Regions from separate parts of the Homo sapiens genome. Here region 2 is linked to region 1. Evidence: read pairs that join two places in POLR2A ChIA-PET (ENCODE). Cell type or tissue: PC-9. All regions are shown on one strand. Each heading gives the region's core, and the rest is flanking DNA. Links, peaks and the distances in the headings are about the cores only. Region 1 overlaps LOC105373900 (a long non-coding RNA gene). Region 2 has its middle 300 kb from the start of CCDC140.

Region 1 (5,385 bases), core at 77-5,076:
AAAACAAACAAAAACCCCAAACACCTGTGTTACAAGTCTTGTTAAAATAATTCAGCAATAAGACCCAGCAATCCCATTTTTAGATATTTGACCTGAAGAAATAGCATCACAATTGGGGTTCATATGTTTAACGCAGCATTTTCTTTAAGAGTAACTAATTGGAACTGACCTACTTTTCCCTCAATAGGAGAATAAACAACAGTACATACGTACTATGAAATATGATATTGCCATTAAAAAGAACGAGGCAGATCTATGCATGCTGCCATAGGAAGACATCTCTGATTTATTGTTAGGTGAAAAACAGCAAATTACTGAGCAATTTGCCTAGTATGTACCCATTTTGAAACAAAAAACATTTTTGTTTATATATGTGCATAAATGTATCATACAAATGAGTGTGTGTGCATGCGTATTAGGCTAACATAGAAAAAGATTTGAAATAATACTTGCATAGCTATTTACAGTGACAAATGTTTTTTTTTTTGTATCAAAGAAAATATTTTATTCAAGTTCCCAAAACAAACTTGAGGAGTTATGCTGGGTTTGAATTGAAGAAAAAAGGCCAAGTTAAAATAGGAAAACAAATGGTTTTCATTTGGTGGCAGTTGAAATAAAAGTATACACGTGTATACATTGTAATCCGTCATCTATCCCATGTGGCATTTTCCAAGGTTTTAAGAGTCTACCAGGCCAAACCCTTTGCCACTTTCACTGCTTTTGCTTTGTTTTTCTCCTTTCTTTTCTCTCGCTTTGCCTTTAGCCTTTTTCTTTGCCTTTGGTTCATCCATATTGGGTACTGTCCATGCTGGTCTAGAAGAGTCTTTTTGTTTCTCTTAATATCAGTCTCCATTTTCATGTCATCTTTTTCATCTTTTACCTCACATTGCATTTTCTCTTGGCAATGTTTGGGTTTGGGTACCACCACAGTTGCTATCTCTTGAACATCTTTCATTAAAACGTCATCGTCTAGTTTGAGAATACTTTTAAGCCTGCTGACCTCCTCTGGGGCATTCTTTTTTCTCTTTTCAGCACGCATCTTTCTTTTCCACTTACTCCATAAGCTTTTAGCCATATTTTACCTGAGAAACGAACACACACACTTCAGGATCACGCCGACCGGCGACAACTCTTGAGGTTAGTGGTTTTTGTCTTTATAATGCAATTCTATAGTGATGTAACTTATTACCACAAATGTAATAATTTTACAATCAAAAATAAAATGTAAATATGAGTCTTGGTCTTGAAATGACTTGGCAAATCAACACATTTCTTCTGCTCCTGTCCCCTTTCCCACCTCCCCAGTTATTTAACACTGAAATATTAATACTTCAAAGACCTAAGGACTAAATATAAAATAAATTAGTTCTTAGTGTTAGCTCTTGTGTTATTCTGCCCTGAATCCAATCCTGACACTTCCACTAGCTACTTGTGTATTTCAGAAAATATACAAGTTCCAATGCTCAGCTTCCTCACCTATTAAATAAAAAAAAAAAAAAATTGACATAAACAAAGGAGTTGGGCAGAGAAATTTTCTTCCATTTCTGAGATACTGTGTTTTCTGTTGAAACAAAATAAATTTCATGGTCCTTTGCAGCATAATACTTTCTCCCATGTACTTCACACTTTATAGTAAATAACTCATTACTTTACTGGAGGAATGACTAACAATGATATCATAATGCTCAATTTAGTCCTGATTTTTTTGTTGTTGTTCTGAGTATCTTGAATGTGAATCTGTGGACCACTAACACACCTTCAGACCTTCAAAACTTCTGCACAAGGAAGGTTCAGAGGTTCTGACCTTCCTTTTGGAAAATGGTGACCAAGTGCATCCTCATGTTAGGGTTGACAAGTATTGAGGGTACACTGTGCTCTTCTCATTCTCTCCTGGGCTTGCTTGCATTTGAAGCTAGCTGCCCTTTTCCTACCCTGCAGAAGGCTCAGAATTGTGGCTGGCAGACTTCCTGGAACATTGTGTCACAAACCCTTGTTCTTTTTATTGCTCAGCTGGTCCAGGGCATATATTTGCAGCAAGCTGGCCTTTCAAGAGAATGCATTATGAATAAAGGCCACTGCGATTTGTTTGACACCATTAAAGTTATTTTGCTTTCTCTGACCAGAGTGAGATCATCAATTACTTTCCTTCTCTGAAGAACTGAGTAAACATGACTCTAAGGATCACCCATTACTTGCAGAGCAATGAGAGGCACAGAAGACGCTTTGCCTGCCCTTGGAAGTTTAAATTTGTATTGTGGGAGACAGAAGGGCTAAAAAATAAATCACAAATGTAGAATGTGATGTGCCATTTAAAAAAGCAGCAAAGATAAATGTACTGAACAAAGAGATATGAAACTATGTTCTGAGGAAGTACTGAAGTGGCTTCTTGAGGACTTTAGAAAAGCACTTTCCCCAGAAACACATCAGGGAGAAAAGTCAGAGATTTGTATGATATCACTATGATAAAGGAATTTCTAGAACAATTTTTATAGTAATAGTTTAGGCCACATTGGACTGATTTGTATTTATCAAGCTAAAATAAAGTTATCACTTTTATATTTCCAGTAGATTAATACTCTATAGGAGTTCAGATGGCCAGAAATTGAAGAGGTGCTCTCTATGGCAGTCTTCCTCTATGTGGGGTCTAAACAAGACCACCTATTGTGGAATAAAGAAAGAATACTAGATCTTTCAAAATTTTTTTTTACACTGTTCTCTAAAATGTTCTACCTTTGTATTTGTTTTATAACAGTCATGACACATTAGTAAATATTACAAGAATATAATTTCTAAATATACACTCATGGTTAGGGTTGCATACCTAAAGACACTTTAATTTGTGAAATATGTATTTGTTAAATTTTACTTTAACTCAGTTATTTTGAACATTTTGATTAGTAGTTTAAATGACACTTGTAGAAATATGATAGTCAAAAAATTTAGAAATCAGTGCTTTTGAAAAAAATAACTCCTAATTTAATTTGTACAGTAAAATATAATCTTTTTTATAAAGGAAGCTTACTCTTTTAAAAGCAAATCTAGTGTTTCTTCTGAATTTCTTACATATCAGAACAATCTTTAGTCTGAAAAAGTTGGCAGAAAAATCCATGATTAATAGATAAATAGTATTCTTTTCAAATGCTTCTGGCTTTTAAGCTAAGCCACCAGGGATTTGCATGTGGGGAAAGAGTTTTGAAGGTAAGAGGTTTTTCTTCTTATGATTTGAATGCAATGCTTTTGGGATTTCTGTGATTTATTGGTAGTAAAGTGACTTTGGTAGGATGAGCTACTTGAAGCTTTTCTTGTCACTGTGCTGTTACTAATACCTGGAATCCACCCTATCTCCAGAGTCCATCCCCTGCACCAGGTAGACTGTGGTCATTTGGTGCCACCAGCTCTGTCTTTCCATTTTATTCTCTGTCAGGTTCCCTCTCACACCCTGCAGCAGGTGGGTTATTCTTATTGAATTCATGTGTAATTATGGAAAATTTCTTGAATACCAATATGACATTTAGTTTTGATCAAGGGATTCCCTACTAATTCCGTGGCTCATGGAAGGGGTGGAGATTTCTATCTTCTTTCAAGAGTACCTTTTCAAGAAAGGGTAAATTGGCATTTGGACAAAACTGTTGTAAACTGGCACATCCTCTTGATTTATAAAATGATTTTCTCTCCTTCAAATAAAAAATGAGAATGGAATTTTATTAATGGAATAGTCATGGTGCAAGATATTCTTAATATCTGTATTAGCCTGGGGTCTCCAGAGAAATAGAACCGAGAGAGAGAGAGAGAGAGAGAGTGTGTGTGTGTGTGTGTGTGTGTGTGTGTGTGTGTACACACCCAGAGAGAGGTTTTAAGCAATTGGCTTACATGATTGTGGAGGCTGTCAAGTTCAAAGTCTGCAAGGTAGACTGGCAGGCTGGAGACCCAGGAAAGAGGTGATGTTGCAGGTGGAGAACAAAGGCCGTCAGCTGGCAGAATTCTCTCCCCTGGGGACATCAGGCTTTATTATTGTTGTTGTTATTATTATTATTATTATTATTATTATTCTTAAGGCCTTCAACTAACTGAGTAAGGCCCACCTACATTACGGAGGGTAATCTGCTTTACTCTAAGTCTACTGATTTAAGTGTTAATCTTATCTAAAAAAATGCCTTCACAGAAACATCTAGAATAATGTTGGACCAAATATCTGGGGACTGTGGCCTAGCAAAGTTGACACATAAAGTTAACTATCACAATATCTTGAAAAACCTCTACTCTGAACTTTCTTTCTTTCCTTCTTTCCTTCTTTCTTTCTTTTCTTTCTTTTTTTCTTTTTCTTTCTTTCTTTCCTTCCTTCCTTCCTTCCTTCTTTCTTTCTTTCTCTCTCTCTCTTTCTTTTCTTTCTTTCTTTCTTTTTTTTTTGACCGAGTTTCACTCTGTCACCCAGACTAGAGTGCAGTGGCGTGATCTCGGCTTACTGCAACCTCCACCTTCCAGGTTCAAGCAATTGTCTGCCTCAGCCTGCCGAGTAGCTGGGATTACTACTGCACATTACATATTCTACAAAATTCCTCCTTACACACCCCTCTGTACTAGAAAATAATTATAGTTCAGTGATGTCACTTCAACAAAAGCATTATGGTTATTTCTTTTACAGAGAAGTCAGAATAAGCTTTCCTTATTAAAGGCATTATTATATCCTTTTCAGAGAAGTTAGAAATAAGCTTTCCTTATTACTAAAGGCATGAACTTGCTGTCTAAAACCAAACTGTTTACCAGTTTTTCTCTCAAGAGCCAAAATGAGGAGGGTGTGGTATGGATTAGAGTGCTGGATGCCCGCCCAAGTATGGAGTTCAGAAAAGACCAGCAGGTGACATGAGGCAGAGGAAGTCTCCCCAAGCACCTCCCCAGTGGGCAAAGCAATCATTTTCTCTTTTACCAGATTCATACCTTTCTAAAGAAATACATTTTTGTAAATGTCAGCCCTTTTTAAATTGGAAAACACCCAACTACTGTGAGAAATTAATATTATTAAAAGTCGCAGTTAGCCCTCACATCCAAAATATCTTCCAGAGTTCAATTCCAAAACTGCATCTCCCAAAGAGCTCACATTTCCTTTCCCTGAATTGGATATGCCTATAGATAAGCATTAGAAAAAGAATATTTCGGCTGGGTGCGGTGGCTCATGCCTGTAATCCCTGCACTTTGGGAGGCTGAGGCGGGTGGGTCACCTGAGGTCAGGAGTTAAAGACCAGATGGCCAACATGGCGAAACCCCATCTCTACCAAAAATACAAAAATTAGCCAGGTGTGGTGGTGGGCGCCTGTAATCCCAGCTACTTAGGAGGCTGAGGCAGGAGAATCGCTTGAATCTGGGAGGCGAGGCGGTGGTTGCAGTGAG
Region 2 (5,385 bases), core at 320-5,319, 57 kb before region 1:
GTCTATCATTGTTGGACATTTGGGTTGGTTCCAAGTCTTTGCTATTGTGAACCATGCCGCAATAAACATACGTGTGAATGTGTCTTTATAGCAGCATGATTTATAATCCTTTGGGTATATACCCAGTAATGGGATGGCTGGGTCAAATGGTATTTCTAGTTCTAGATCCCTGAGGAATCGCCACACTGACTTCCACAATGGTTGAACTAGTTTACAGTCCCACCAACAGTGTAAAACTGTTCCTATTTCTCTACATCCTCTCCAGCACCTGTTGTTTCCTGACTTTTTAATGATCTCCATTCTAACTGGTGTGAGATGATATCTCATTGTGGTTTTGATTTGCATTTCTCTGATGGCCAGTGATGATGAGCATTTTTTCATGTGTCTTTTGGCTGCATGAATGTCTTCTCTTGAGAAGTGTCTGTTCACATCCTTCTCCCACTTGTTGATGTGGTTGTTTTTTCTTGTAAATTTGTTTGTGTTCTTTGTAGATTCTGGATATTAGCCCTTTGTCAGATGAATAGTTTGCAAAAATTTTCTCCCATTCTGTAGGTTGCCTGTTCACTCTGATGGCAGTTTCTTTTGCTGTGCAGAAGCTCTTTAGTTTAATTAGATCCCATTTGTCAATTTTGGCTTTTGTTGCCATTGCTTTTGGTGTTTTAGGTATGAAGTCCTTGCCCATGACTATGTCCTGAATGGTATTGCCTAGGTTTTCTTCTAGGGTTTTTATGGTTTTAGGTCTAACATTTAAGTCTTTAATCCATCTTGAATTAATTTTAGTATAAGATGTAAGGAAGGGATCCAGTTTCAGCTTTCTACATATGGCTAGCCAGTTTTCCCAGCACCATTTATTAAATAGGGAATCCTTTCCCCATTTCTTGTTTTTGTCAGGTTTGTCAAAGATCAGATAGTTGTAGATATGAGGCATTATTTCTGAGAGCTCTGTTCTTTTCCATTGGTCTATATCTCTGTTTTGATACCAGTACCATGCTGTTTTGGTTACTGTAGACTTGTAGTATAGTTCAAAGTCAGGTAGTGTGATGCCTCCAGCTTTGTTCTTTTGGCTTAGGATTGACTTTGCAATGCAGGCTCTTTTTTGGTTCCATATGAATTTTAAAGTAGTTTTTTCCAATTCTGTGAAGAAAGTCATTGGTAGCTTGATGGGGATGGCATTGAATCTATAAATTACCTTGGGCAGTATGGCCATTTTCACAATATTGATTCTTCCTACCCATGAGCATGGAATGTTCTTCTGTTTGTTTGTATCCTCTTTTATTTCATTGAGCAGTGGTTTGTAGTTCTCCTTGAAGAGGTCCTTCACATCCCTTGTAAGTTGGATTCCTAGGTATTTTATTCTCTTTGAAGCAATTGTGAATGGGAGTTCACTCATGATTTGGCTCTCTGTTTGTCTGTTATTGGTGTATAAGAATAAAAATAGCATTCTTTTAAGTAAGTTTTGACTATCATTATCCTATAAACTTAGGATATTTGATTAATATTAATTACCAACTATATTGAAAGAGATTTACAGGCAACAAACTTAAATCTGGATACTTTCTCCTCCAATTTTTCTCCTCCTTTTTTCTTCTTTCTCATTGCCTTCTTGTTTTTCTTTTTCCCTTCTTTGTCATAAAGTGACTTTTTAATCTTATAAAAAGAAGAATATGCATGTTTGCATTTTCTGTTAAGAAATGAACCCATCCAAAATCTCAAGAGAAAAATCTGCCTGTTCAAGATTTTTTAACCAGAAGTACATGTAAATATGCATAATTTTCAGAAGCCTCATGTTTTCTGGTTTTTGTATTCCTAAAATAATGTGACATATGGAGAATGAATGTGAGTAGCTCATCTAATGTGCAGCTTTATTCTGTCTTGAGTACCATAAGGCTAATCAGGAAAGTGACCAATAATCTTGAATTAATATTATTTACTCTGAAAAGAACAAATAGTTTTTGAGAATATGTGCGCACATATTTATTGGGAGAGGGAAATACATATGACCTGAGGTTAATTTGTCTTGTATTAAAGGATATAAATAGATTTTAGACTTTCAATAGTGTTTTACAAACTACAAGTTTTGACTTGTTAGTGGGTCAAAAAATCAATTGAGTAAATTGCAACCAGTATTTTTTTTTAAGATGAAATAGAATAGAAACTATCTGAGTATACAGTACTTAGGAAGAATAAGTACTATTACACAAAACTTTAGTTTCAGGGTTACTTGCTAGGTTAAGTTATCAACTTTATTTTATTTTTTAATTGTAGGTTACAAGCACAATAGCTTGAAAGTCACTGCATTAGACCACTCATTTTTCCCTGTAGCCATTAAGATTAAAAAGTAGTGACAATACCAAGTACCTTAAATTTACCCAATGCCCTTTCCTCTTAAGCATTCCAAGTACTTCATAAATGATGTGATCTCCTTTATAACAACAATGGTCTTGTGAACCATGTGGACAGCAGCTGCTGCAGATGGGAAATGAAAGCTCAGGAGTGACTCATGGAGGACTGCAGGAGAGCTGGCCACAAAACCTTTAAAGGTGGAAGATCATGAGAGCTAAGGTGAAGATGGAGTGAATCATCTCATCTCCTCCTTAATTGCATTCAGCGCTCTCCACCACCTGTCCAAAGGATGTGTTCAACGTTTTAAATAAATTCGAACACTAAGGTGAAGATGGAGTGAATCATCTCACCTCCTCCTTAATTGCATTCAGTGCTCTCCACCACCTGTCCAAAGGATGTGTTCAATGTTTTAAATAAATTCGAACATCTGGTACAAAGAAGAAATATCTAACCGTCTAGAGACCACAGAGAAGGCTGGAGAATCAAGTATGTGTGAGTACCTGGCCAATTTGGATTCTGCGCCAGTCGTTCTTAGAATGGTCTTTCCCTTTGAAACTTCTGGGAAGCATCACTAATGCATAAGTGGGTGTTATCTTCCTGGGAGGCTAGTTTAGCAAGTGAGAAGAATGATAACTGGGTGGAATTTGACAGACTATGGATTGGAATGTCCTTCTGGGACTCAGGCTGTCTAGCAAAAACCAGGAGGTTATTTCAAACAAACATGCACACACTTACAAGGATAACTGTTTTTCAGATGCCTGAGTGACTCATCTCCTCGTTCTGACTTACCCTGTGAACGTTTGTGTTGAATCCCTGATGGGCGGTTTGCCTTACGGTTTCATAGCTTATAGTTCGTTTGTCACACCCTTATTTGATAAGCTCTGGCAGATTGTTAAATAGGCAATGGGTGACTTGTGGCGAAAGAGTACTTAGGATGGATAAGCAACTTGGACTCCATGATAGATGTTGAAAAGAAGAGAGAGGCAGAGCAAAGCAAGCATAATGCAACCAGCTAATATTTGTTGAGTTCTTGTTAAATTCCAGGCACCTGACATGCATTATTTCTCAACAATCCCTTAAGTGGGTATTACAATTATCTCCACTTTTCAGAGATGAAAACTGAGGCTCAGAGGAATAAAGTAATTCTCCTAAAGCCACACAGTGGCACAATGACCAGGGTGGGATTCTAGGCATATCTTGCCACAGAGCTGAGTACTTAATTCTTCATGCAAATGTCAGACCAGTGGCCATATTCCATCTGCAGAGGCAGACAACATAGGTCCTGCAAAGAAATCCACCACTTATCAACACGGGACTTATGGCAAATACTTCCTCTTTTTGAACTTTGGTTTTTCCTTTTAAATGGAGATAATGATACCTCAGTCATTGACTTGTGAGAATTCACTAGTGCGAAGAAATGCACAGAAAGCCTCCAGTCTGTGTCTGGCACACTAGCAAATCCATAGGTGAGTTGCTGCTGAGAGCAAATCTTGTCAACAGGAAGCATGGCAGTTAGTAGTTACAGACGGTGCAACATGACCCCGGCGTCATCCAGCAACTTGCTGGATGGAGATGTGGATTAAGTGCTTTTGCTCATTTGCTAGTAACAGCAGACACTTGTAGACCAGCTGTGTGTACTGCGACAAGCCATTCACTTTGCTGCAGCGACCCCAACCCTGAGAGGGCACTTTCTCAAGACATCTCATTTCAATGGCTGTGTTTATTGGAAGAGCCCATGGCACAGCCTGATGAACTGAACCAGGATAAGACAGAGCCCTGGACACTTCAGTGACTTTCACTGCTTTCCTGCTGTTATCTTTCTTTGTTGACTGCCTGAGACCTTCACAAAACACAGGAATTAGGGACTCAGATGTAAGGCATAGTGGATAAAACCTCAGTTGCCTCCCTCTCTGTCTACACAGCAACACTCACCATCTTGTTTATAATGCTCCAGCCACATGTTTTTTTCCCATTCCATGAACTCCCCAGGTTTTTTCCTCCTGGTATTTGCTCCCACTCTTCCTTCCATATGAACACTCTTTTCTTGGCTGTTTGCACTCTCAAATCCTTCTATCCTATAAATCCCGTTAGAGATGTCTTCCTAAGAACCTCAGTTATGGGGCCAGTGCCCCTCATTTGTTATTCTCTAACATTTCACCCCTTTTAAATTTCTTTCTTTACCTTTATTAATATCTGAAATTATCTTCATGAGGCCAGGGATTCATGTCTGTTTTGTAAACCACCCCAAATGCCAGGGGGCAGTGTTTGGCAATTGATAATTGTTGTGTAAATGAATGAATGGATGGATGAATGCATTGGTTTACCTAGACTACTCAACTTATTTTCTCTCACTTGAATGTAAGCTCCTAGGCAGCAGGACCTTATCTGTCCAGTTCACTGCTGTCCCTGAAAGCCTAAAACAATGCCTAGCACAAGGTAGAAATGTAATAAATATTTTTAATAAATCAATTAAGCTTGGACTCCAAAACCTAGCAGGCTTACAGTTCACATTATTGGGGTCCATGGTAAAAGCACAAATGGATACCTATGTATCATACATCTAAATATTTATAAATCAAGCTAACATATTAAATAAAGTATGGTTTATTCTCCTATCTTGAATGATAATCTTTTGTAATAATCTAGAAAAGCTTAATTTTGGATTTTGGGACTCCTCAGAGTTCCAGAGTTATGTGCTAGAATGCAGTGGCCAGGGCAGTGTTGGCCTAGCCTGCCATCCATGCTTGTAGCCCACACTCTCCACCCCCTGCTCCATCTCACACCTCATGGAGCTTAAATAAGCACACGTTTGCACATTTTAGCCTATATGTTTGAGCTCTGTGTCTATCCTTCCTGCAAATCATTGCCTTTTGGATATTCCTCAGGCCTGAAGTTTTGCCAACAGAAGCATGGATGCAGAGAAGAATCCTTGCACAGATCCTGGAACTAGACTTAGGACTATGTTTGAGCAGTAAACTCTAGATTCCTGGACACCCAGAGCATGGTCTACAGGTGGTGGTTCCAGGCTCTGGGTGGGCAAAA

What was found. ChIA-PET counts read pairs that join two places held together with the same protein. Peaks named below come from ENCODE experiments on the same cell type or tissue, not always from the same donor. Only the 100,000 strongest peaks of a DNase experiment are listed, where the experiment ranks them.
Region 2: POLR2A ChIA-PET joins it to region 1 with 10 read pairs; 2 of 35 experiments call an interaction of 5 or more read pairs at or near these places.

Annotation. Positions count from the first base shown.
Region 1 is chr2:221,939,913-221,945,297 of GRCh38, reverse strand. The region is part of intron 1 of LOC105373900 (a long non-coding RNA gene); the gene reads left to right. It also overlaps the pseudogene LLPHP3. Among named protein-coding and RNA genes, the nearest start is that of CCDC140, 360 kb to the left of the region's middle. In PC-9, for the core only: no CTCF peak of the experiment used is centred there; a DNase peak (open chromatin) is centred at 1,997; H3K27ac peaks cover 1,284 bases.
Region 2 is chr2:221,997,637-222,003,021 of GRCh38, reverse strand. No RefSeq gene overlaps it. Among named protein-coding and RNA genes, the nearest start is that of CCDC140, 300 kb to the left of the region's middle. In PC-9, for the core only: no CTCF peak of the experiment used is centred there; DNase peaks (open chromatin) are centred at 2,491 and 3,161; H3K4me3 peaks cover 311 bases; H3K27ac peaks cover 2,163 bases.